Linked DNA regions of Homo sapiens: region 1 is linked to region 2. The links are chromatin loops, found by intact Hi-C in ENCODE. Cell type or tissue: HCT116. All regions are shown on one strand. Each heading gives the region's core, and the rest is flanking DNA. Links, peaks and the distances in the headings are about the cores only. Region 1 has its middle 49 kb from the start of LINC01252. Region 2 has its middle 37 kb from the start of BCL2L14.

Region 1 (5,375 bases), core at 178-5,177, 530 kb before region 2:
CCTTCTTTCTTTCCCTCTCTCTTTCTTTCTTTCCCTCTCTCTTTCTTTCTTTTCTTCTTTGTCTTCTTTTCCTTTCTTTTCTTTCTTTCTACCAGCTTTTCCTAGCTTTTTATTGTGGTAAAATAGACCTAACCTAAAATTTACCATCAAAACCATTTTTAAGCATACAGCTCAGTGGCATTCGCACATTTACACTGCTGTGCAGCCGTCACCACCAGCCATTTCCAGGACTTTGCCATCATCCCAACCTGAAACTCTACCCATGAAACACAAGCTGCCCAACTCCCACCTTGTTTCCCCATCCCTGGCGGCCACTGCTTCTGCTGCTATGAACTGGACTGTTCTAGGCACCTCACATAAGTGGACTCACACAATATCTGTCCTTTCATGTCTAGCTTCTCTATTTAATTTTTTTTAATAAAACCTTTTAAGAGACAGGGGTCTCATTATTTTGCCCAGGCTGGTCATGAACTCCTGGCCTCTGGTGATCCTCCCACGTCATCATGACTGACTTCTCTATTTAATTTTTTTTTCTTTTTTTTTTTAAGATGGAGCGTTGCTCTGTCACCCAGGCTGGAGTGCAGTGGTGCAATCTCGGCTCTCTGCAACCTCCACCTCCCAGCTTTCAAGCAATTCTGCCTCAGCCTCCCGAGTAGCTGGGAATACATGTGCATGCTACCACGCCCAGCTAATTTTTTGTATTTTTAGTAGAGACAGGGTTTCACCATATTAGCCAGGATGGTCTTGATCTCTCGACCTTGTGATCCGCCCACCTCGACCTCCCAAAGTGCTGGGATTACAGGCGTGAGTCACTGTGCCTGGCCTCTATTTATTTTTTAAAGGTGGGTGGGAACTAAGTGGACCATAGAGGAGCTTCCCGCACAGGTAAAGACAAGGTCGGGTGTACTGAGAGACGCAGGAAAGTGGGTCAGGGTGTAGGGCTGGAGGGCAGCTATGGCCTCTGGGCCTGGACTATGGCCTCTGCCCCGGGGCACACACAGAGCAAGGGCTGCCCAGAGGAGCCAAGACTGGCTGTCAGCCTGGCCCTGAGCCCAGGGGGAAGGCAGTGAGGGACAGAGGACAGAGTACACAGGTCCTGTCTTTGGCCATAAGCAACCCGAAATGAGGCTTAGTCTCCTTCCTGGAAGCCCACTCTGTGCCTCACATGGTGGGCCCCAGCGTGAAGTATGTGACTGCGTGACTCCAGTTCCTATGTTGACCAGGATGTTCTTGAACTCCTGGGGCCAAGAAATCCTCCCACCTCAGCCTTCCAAAGTTCTGGGATTATAGGTGTAAGCCACTGCTCCCCACCTGGAATGCTGTCTTTGTACCAGCTCCCTGGGCCTGGTAGAGAGGCACACATTCTGCTAAGAGACTTTTCCTGACTTCCCTAACCCTAGAAGGGATTTGTCCCTCCTTATTTTACTCATGGCTGGATTAGAGTTCCATTGTTTTTGAGGCTATTTTCCTGGCCAGTGCAGGGTCTCATTCATTTCTGTAGTGATCATGGTCTGCACTGAAGACAGGATCAGTAGATGTTTGCAGACAGAATGAATAAACCACTAATCAGTCTCTTAATGCTTGAATGGACTTGCTACTTCCTTGTTTCGATTTGTGTCTGTACAATCCCCTCACATGGATAGTACAGTAAACACACACGGACTCCCTCAGATGTGGTAACTAACACGGAATTCATCTTAAGATATGCAAAGAAAGTATCTTACATCTTTATCCGCCTCCTGATCTTACAGATGGGAGAACTGAGGCAGAAGACTAAGTTAAGATGGCCAGCAAATTTGCACTGGTATAAATACAAACAAAGGGAGGGGAGGAACATTCTTGAAAGGGGTGTGGTGGTCTCAGATGGTTGGGTTCCTCGGATGGTGGAGGATCAGTTGGCCGTGCCTTGGTTATCTGACAGGAGGGAAGAGAAGTGGGAGGTGAGGAGTAGTTCCTGGGTCCTCATGAGTATTTGAGGCAGGTTCAGGTCTGAGAAGCCAAGGATATCCTTCCTGGAAGCCTGAGTTAGGAGGAGGAACTCACTGCTGGAGAAAAAGTTGAAGAGGAAGGAAGACAGACATCTCAGATCATGGGAAGTGCTGGCCTGAGGAGGCGAGGACAGAACCATCAGGGTAGAAGTAGGGGCTGAGGAAGCCGGCAGGGGGAGCAGAGGAGTAGGTACCAGCATGGTGAAGAGGTGCAGTGCATTGTGTATGATACACACATTATTATTATTGGGAATAACCGTGTATCAGAGTGCAGTTCTCAGCCTGAAGAATGGGAAATGGAAAGGATCAGAGATTCAGAGAAGGCACATGGCCCTTTAAGACCAAATGAAGCCTCCTAGGCATTTCCTGCCACACTCACCCAGGCCCACCCACACCTCTGTTGCAATGGAGGGCCTCACTACAGTGCCCAGTAGAGCTGGCCTAGGGCACAATGCCAGGCCTGATGAATGTCTTTCTGGCCATGTTCAAGCAACAGGCTGTGATTAGGCCTAATTATAGGGGCCTGGTCTCTTAATATTCTGCGTGGCATGTCTCTTGCCAATCAAATCAGTGCCATGTGCAGTGTGATTCCTGCTTTAGTGGCATTGGGGGAGGAGTTAATTCAACCCAGTATAAATAGATTGTGCTCTCACCTTGCAATTTGAGGATTATTTTTCCCACCTGTCATGCACCTCCTTCCTTCTGGCTCCCTAAGCTCTAGTCTGGGTGAGCAGGGCCTGGACACTGCTATACCTAGAGTCACTAGCCACTGCCCAGTCTGTGTAAGAAGCAGGCCTCGAATTCCTCAGGGTTAGAGTGGGAAGAACCCATGTGTGCACATTTGCTTTTCCAACCTGGGCACCATTTGGCAGCTGATTCGGGCAATTCTCTCACCACCACCACACTGCCCATGTATCCCTGTTTCCAGCCTCTGTTTTCCTCTGCAGCCAGGGCTCCTTTCTTGTATACCCAAGGTGGGGAGCTGAACTGAGATCATGTATGGACAGGGTTCTTGGCAGGTACCAAGCACCTTATAAGGGGTGAGGAAATGTTGCTCCTTCTCCAAGTTCCTCCATTTTCCCTACCAATTACCCAGCCCCTGGTCCTGCCCATTCCCTCCCTCATTCACTCAGCAGCTATCAGCAGAATCCCATCTCCTATGAGCTCCTGGCCTCCCACCAAATGCTCTGTCTCCCATCCCCACCTTTATAGACTGAAGCTGTGCACACGATTAGGATAAGGGCTGTGGTGTCTCAACACCACGCTACCTGAGGTAAGTGGGTGCCGGTGGGCGTGGGTGGCTCTGATGCTCTGGCTCCCACCCACAGGCACCATGACTCCTGCGAGGACCCAGCATCCCCTGGCAGATCAGACCTATGCCTTGTCCCACATCCCACCAGACCTGCAGTGAGAGGAGGCCGTCCGGCAGGTGGCAGATGCCCGGCAGTGCCTGCAGAAGGTCCCTGGAGACATCTTCAGCAGGTGGGTGCTGCCACCCATCCCCCACCTGATCAGAGGGCCGCCCCCTGTCCTTCTGCGGTCACCTGCGTTTATCCTGCTTCCCTCCCACGCCCGAACCTCTTGCTCGCCTCCTCCCTCTTCTCAATGCCCTGCGAGTAGCAAAGCCTCCTCTGGACGCCAAGAGACAGGAAGGGCTGCCCTGGGCCATGACCCTGCCCCGCGGTGGGTGTGTGAAAGTCAGGGTGGCAGTGACGCGGCGCCTGCGGCGAGAGGAAGACTAGGCCAGGGGGAGAAGGAAGAAAGCCGACCGCTGGGCTGCTGGGATCCCGCGCCCTCGCGCTCCCCACCGCCGCCCAGGCGCAGGAAGGGCTCAAGAGGCTGGCGGGCGGCTTGGAGAGACTTCTGGAGAATCCGGTGCGCCGGGCTCTACCTCAAGGAGCTCAGGGCCATCGTGCTGAACCAACAGAGGCTCGTCCGCACCCAGCGCCAGAGCATCGACGAGCTGGAGCGGCGGCTGAACGAGCTGAGCGCCTAGAATCGCAGCCTGTGGGAGCATCCGCAGCTGCCGCAAGCGCAGCCTCCGCCCGGATTCCTTACCTCGTAGCCGTCCCCGCTGCCGGCCCTCCTAGGCACCGCTGCCGCCGCCACCGCCGGGGCCCAGGAACATCTTCAGGACCACGGACAGCGCTCATCCGCCCGGCCACTGCCCGCGCCCGAGCTGGCATCGTTTCAGAACCACGAACAGCTCCTGGCGCAACCCGAGCCAGACCCTGGAGGCAGGGCTCACACAACCCAGTCGCCCCATCAGCACCCGGGAACACTTGGGGTCAAGGCCAACAAGGAGAAGAAAGGTCCCCCGGGTTGCTGCGCTGCCCCCGGAACCCCCCTTCAGCAAGAATCTCCCGCGCCCTCGGCAAGGGAGTCCTGAGCAGGAGACCTGAGTGAGCGGGGAAGAGCAGATGAGCACTGCTGTGGTGGAAGCAAGGGAAGCAAGCGGGTGTGAGGGGGAGATGCAGAAATTGGGTGCGTGGGAGTCTAAAGGACCTGGGTGATGTGGCGCGAAGGGGTGAGAAGATGCTTGGGGGCAGAAGCCTGACAGGGAGATTTCGGGGAAAAGAGGGGAAAATATTAGTGTTTGAGAAGGTTTTGGGGAATGTTGGCGCAAAAAGGAGTAACCAGATCATCAGTAGGGGCAAAAGACGAAAGAAAGAGGATATTTAAGCGATTGGGGATATTGGGAACTGGCAGCATTTAAAGGGACTAGACTAGAAGGAAGTTGGAGTGAAGATCAAACTGAAGAAAATAGAACCATTGAAATATTTTTTTAAGTTAGAAAAAAAATGGAAGGGAGTTTCAGTAGTAGAAGTATTTGAATGGAGAGTGAGATACGAAAAAGTCAGAGACATGGAGGCATGCGAAGAGCTTTACAAGGGCTGGGGCCAAGGAAGAGTAGGACTGGGGTAGAGGGGAATTCAGAAGGTGGAGAACAACGCTGAAAAGCAGGAGTGATGTGGGAAACCAGGGGAGCTGGAGGCAGAGGAAGAGAAAATGTGGCTCTTTACCTGGTGCGGCGGGAGTCACAGCCAAGAGGGGCTCATTTGGGGAAGTTTTCTCTACTCTGACCCAAGTGAGCACCTTTCTTCTGAGCACCCCCCAAAGTGGGGTGCTCACTTCAAAGTGAGCCGAAGGGGTGGAAGTGTTGCAAGGAAACACCCATCAAACCAATGAAGAACTCACATATACCTTGAGGACTCCGTCTGGTAATAGCGTTTTCCTCCGACTCAAGGAGGATTTTCATGCAATAGCGTTGGCCATCGTGGAAAGGGAACAATGACATGGGGGATGGTTGGCAGATGGAGTTGATATTCGGTTGTCATGCCTGTTTTAATCTTCTTGTTAGGGCCAGCAACTGCAAACCTTATTTCC
Region 2 (5,375 bases), core at 229-5,228:
TTATTAACCATCAAGCAGGGAGGGAAGATATGAACAGAAATACAGTCAGGGCTTTACGACAGGGATACATCTGGGAAATGCATCATTAGGCAGTTTTGTTGTGTGAACATGATAGAGTGCACTCACAGAATCCTAGATGGTACAGCCTACAGCCTACAACACAAACAGGCTACGGTGTATAGCCCATTGCTCCTTGGCTACAAACCTGTACAGCAAGTAACTGTACTGAATATCATAGCCACTTGTAACACAATGGTATTTGGGTATCTAAACAAACCTCACGTGAAAAAGGTACAGTATAAAAGATTAAAAATGGGCTGGGCGTGGTGGCTCATGCCTGTAATCCCAGCACTTTGGGAGGCCAAGGTGGGCGGATCACGAGGTCAGGAGATCGAGACCATCCTGGCTAACACAGTGAAACCCCGTCTCTACTGAAAATACAAAAAATTAGCCGGGCATGGTGGCAGGCGCCTGTAGTCCCAGCTACTCAAGAGGCTAAGGCAGGAGAATGGCATGAACCCGGGAGGCGGAGCTTGCAGTGAGCCAAGACTGGGCCACTGTACTCCAGCCTGGGCGACAGAGCGAGACTCCATCTCAAAAAAAAAAAAAAAAAAAAGATTAAAAATGGTACACCTGTATAGGGCACTTACCAAAATGGCTGTTGCAGAACTCGAAGTTACTCTCGGTGAGTCAGTGAGTGAGTGGTGAGTGAATGTGAAGGACTGGGATATTATTGTCCACTACTGTAGACTTTATAAACACAGTACACTTAGGCTACACTGTTTATTTTTAAAATAAAGTAATTGAGCTACAACATGACAATGGCTACAGCGTCACTAGGTGATAGGAATTTTTCAGCCCCATTATAATCTTATGGGACCACCTTCATACATACAGTCGGTTTTTGACTGAAACATCATTACATTCAGCACGTGAATGTAATTGCGATGAAGTGAAAGATAAAGGTTATAGTTCTAGTGTATCCACAGTGCTTTAGGAGATGAACTGTTAGGGAAAGCCAGAAAAATCTCCACCACGGAAAAAATATTTGGCCTGCGTCTTGAAGGATAAATAGGAAGTCAGTACTCAGACAGGTGCCAGTGTTTTTCAGCCTGAGGCAGGGAGGTATGAGAGACAGCTGGAAGGGTTTGAGAATGGGTGGTGAGAACTTACACTTACTGGGGACTGGATATAAGAATGCAGTAAGACGTGGACCTAGCACCGTGATTTTTCGACCTGGGCTACACATCAGAAACACCTAGCGAGCTTTTAAATCTTCCAGGGCCCAAACCACATTGTGAACCAATTAAATCAGGACGTCTGGGGCTAGAAGCCAGTCATCAGTATCTTTTTTTAAGCTCCCAAAGTGATTCCAATGTGCTGCCAAGTCTCAGAACCACTAGTCTAGAAAGGAGGGATAAGGATTTTCAGCAGCCCCCACAGAACCGGCCCTCCTGGTGACCCTGCAATCCTGGCACACACACCCCACCCCGCCTGGGAGAAAGACCGGCCACACCACAGTCATCGGCTGTTTCCTGCTGCTCCTTTCCTCCCACCAGCATTTTACTCTGAAATAGTGGTTCTCAAAGTGTGGTCTCCAGACTGTAGCATCAGCCTCAGGGGGAAATTCTTAAAAATGCAAATTTCCCAGCCGCACCCTGGACGCATTCACCCAAAAACTCTGGGAGTGGAGCCCAGCAACTGAGCCATGCTAAGGTTGGTGAGCCGCTGCTCTGGAACATTGATCCCTCCCAAACTGCAGCAAAGCAAGCACCTGGGTGTAGCTCTGGCTGTGTAGGTGCTACTACAATCTGCTGGAGTCACTGCTTGTCGGCAGAGATGCCGTGGGAGCTGGCCTGGGTGCCTCCACGTTGGCCGTCACCACCAGGCAGTGGCCTTTGGCCTGGAATCGAAGGTACCAGAGGGCTGATAGCTCAGTTTTTTTATGGCACCAAGAAAAGACTTTCAGATTGGAGGTATGGGATTTTCTTTATTTTTTAATCCTCTTTTAATATAAAGTGGCCCCTTAGCAAACTTTCAAGATATTTCACATCAGAACTGGCCGGGAAATCCGGCATGTGGACAGACACGGATATGCCGTGTGCATTTTTCCGTTGGAGGAAGAGGGTAGGCTTGGGTGCTGGAGGGTGTTGCCTGGGGGCGGAGCGAGAAGGAAGAAAGGGCGCTGCTGGTTCACACCTCACCCATGCCCTCCTCTCAGGCCCCAATCAGGATGGAATTAAAAGACCCTGGGAGGAAAATAAGGAAAGCAACAAAGGAAATGAGTTCCCCATACAGAAAGGGAAATTGCCTTTCCCGTTAAGGTCAGACTGGTCCGAAGTAAAGGACTGGTGCGCCTTAGCAACCGCCTCTGCTGAAGCCCTAACGCTGGAGCTCTTTCGCCCTCGCAGAATAACCGGGACTTTCTTGCAGCCGGAACCAGCCACGTCCTGATTCCACACTCCCTTGAGGAGCCAGCCAGCTCCACATTTACTCAAAGAATCCGAAGGGCACCAAGTGGATGCTCTGCCACACGATTGAAGAGGGCAAGCTGTCTGGGGGGTTTTCCACCTCTTTTCAACTCAACTATTCTGAGCTGAAGTACTGGACCCGTTTTGTTTTTCCTGTTTTTTCCTGCTTCGGTAAATCTGGAAAAATCCTGCAGGTCTGAAAAACTGTTGGACTTGACAGCGTGTGTGTAGCGCCACCTGGTGACCACAGCTTATCAAAACAGCTTCCTTCTGGGGCTCTTGTGGATGTACATCAAAGGCTCCAGCTTCCAGACAGGTACACATCCTGTTCTCACGCCCGGCCCACTTTCCCGTGGGAATGTCAGCCACTCTGATTTGCCTTGGCTGAAAACCTCCTGTCTTTGCATGGAAAAAAACACAAATAATATGAACAAGCAACAGAGTTTTCTTTCTCTCTTAAGTAACCAAGCATTTAAAATCTTCTAAAGCACACATTTCCCTAATTGAGAAAGGAAGCAGAAGAAAAATTTCTGGCTGAAATTATAAATCATAATAAATGGTCGGAAATACCTTCTCCCTTAGATTCCTGGGGTCCTAGTGTAGAGGAGACTTCAGTTGCCCTTGACACTACAACATCCTGACTAAAAGCCTGTTTCCAAGGTGATATTTGATAGACATGAAGGACCCAGGTGGAAAAGAAGGTAGTCTGGACGGCACGGCAAGGAGTGGAACACGCAGGCTATGAGGTGTCAGCAGAAATCAGTTCTGGTCCTGGCACTGCTACCAACTTGCTGTGTGACCTTGGGAAGTTACTTAAGCTTTGTGGATCTCAATGCCCCAGACTCGTTAACTTCTTTACTATTTTTTCCCATAAATTCAGTGTTTCTGAAAGATGTTGCCCACCAGAATGCATCTCTAAAATAGGAGCTTAATAAGCTTTCTGTCTTGAGGGATCAGACGTATAAATGTCAGGCAGGCCTTCTGATGATCATGATGCAACCAGAGTTACCACAGTGAGTCCATATCACAGACAAAGGCGAAGACACTTGATCCCTTCTTAACCTGGTCTCCCACCCATGAATGATTTTTGTTAGGATTTCAGCATGTTGAAACTAACCCACAGACCCTAGTTACAACTTTCTCAGGGCCTGAGAGCTGGGGAATCCCAGTTTGGGAACCAAAAAACTAGAAAATCTTGAGGGCAACTCTGGCTGTCATGAACTAAAACAGAGCAAAGATGGAAGCCTGTGGTATGTGCGTGCAGGTAGAATCTCGATTTGAGAAATGGCGTTACAAGGAATTAACACTTCAGAAATGCCAGCTCTGTGCCAGGATTTTTTTATTTTATTATGTATATTTGTCATGGACAACATGTTTTGGAATATGTATACATTGTGGAATGGTTAAATAAAGCTAATTACATATGCATGTGCTCACAAAGTTATCATTTTAGGGGTGACTTAAAATCTCTCAGTGATTTTCAAAAATATATGTTATTAATCATAGTTGCAATGTTGTACAATAGATCTCTTGAACATATATTCCTCTTGTCTAACTGAAATTTTATGTTCTTTGACCATCTCCCCAACTGCCCCCCAACAAGCCTGAAAGCCCTGGTAACCCCTATTCTACTCTCTACTTCTTTGAGTTCAACTTTTTAAGAGTCCACATATGAGATCATGCAGTATTTGTCTTTCTGTGCCTGACTTATTTCACTTAGCACAATGTCCTTTGGGTTCATCTATGTCACAAGCAACAGGATGTCCTCCTTTTTAAAAGACTGAATAGTATTCCATGGTGTGTTTTCTTTATCCAACCCCATTTTCTTTATCCATCCATCCGTTGATGAACACTTAAACACTTAGTTGGTTTCAAATCTTGGCTATTGTGAATAGTGCTGCAATGAACATGGCAGTACAGATACCTCTTCAACATACCAATTTTATTTCCTTTGGATATATATACCCAGGAGTGGGATTGCTAGATCATATGGTAGTACTATTTTTAATTTTTTAAGGAACCTCCATACTGTTTTCTGCAATGGCTGTGTTAATTTACATTCCCACCAGCAGTGCACAAGGCTTCCCTGCTCTCCACAACCTCGCTAGCATTTGTTATCTTTCATCTTTTTGATAACAGCATTCCAACAGGTATGAGGTGATATCTCATTGTGGTTTTAACATGTATTTCTCTGATAATTAGTGCAGAAGTTTTAGATACAGAATCACAGTTAGTCCTGACAATAATCTCTAAAATACCCATGCAGATGGGGAAAGAGCTGCAGAGAAGTTAAAGAAATTGTCTGCACCTTACAGCTGAGACCAGAACCAGGTCTGTATAATTTCAGAGCACATAATCTTTCAAAGTAACCTAACAAAATCACAGCAACTTTTAGGTTCACAGAGAACAGGCCAAAAAAACAAACAAACAAAAAGAAAGAAATTATAGTAATTTCCAGGTATGAACCAGTAATCCAAACTAAACATATTTTGTTGAATGAATATCCTGGATTCTACTATGTTTCTCCAAGTCCCCACTGTCTTAAAACATAGCATTTGGGGTTCAGTAGTTACTGATAAACCTTTTGCATATCTATGCACTGTTAGTTCTTTACCCTACACATTATTTTATTGTAGTAAAGCCAATTTTCTGACATTTATCTGAAAGCAAACTGTGAAGTACTTCCATTCTACTTCCTGGTGATTTTTAGTGACCTGGTGCCATTTGAACGTATGTGTCCTCCAAAATTCGTATGTTGAAACTTAAACCCCAAAGCAATGGTATTAGAAGGTGGGGCATTTGGAAGGTGATTAGGTCATGAGGCCGCCACCCTCATGTGAATGGGTTTAGTGCCTTTATAAAAGGGCTGGAAGGAACTAGCTAGGCCCATTGCCCTTCCATCTC

The links. Peaks named below come from ENCODE experiments on the same cell type or tissue, not always from the same donor. Only the 100,000 strongest peaks of a DNase experiment are listed, where the experiment ranks them.
Region 1: a loop joins it to region 2, with 6 times the contacts of the local background. A loop is called at or near these places in 5 of 110 quality-filtered maps.

What each region holds. Positions count from the first base shown.
Region 1 is chr12:11,496,632-11,502,006 of GRCh38, forward strand. It overlaps the pseudogene IQSEC3P2. Among named protein-coding and RNA genes, the nearest start is that of LINC01252, 49 kb to the right of the region's middle. RefSeq lists an enhancer at 3,078-3,968. In HCT116, for the core only: a CTCF peak has its summit at 2,158 (motif pointing right); no DNase peak of the experiment used is centred there.
Region 2 is chr12:12,030,817-12,036,191 of GRCh38, forward strand. No RefSeq gene overlaps it. Among named protein-coding and RNA genes, the nearest start is that of BCL2L14, 37 kb to the right of the region's middle. RefSeq lists enhancers at 1,488-1,537, 1,988-2,087 and a silencer at 2,539-2,833. In HCT116, for the core only: a CTCF peak has its summit at 2,705 (motif pointing left); a DNase peak (open chromatin) is centred at 2,725; H3K4me3 peaks cover 585 bases.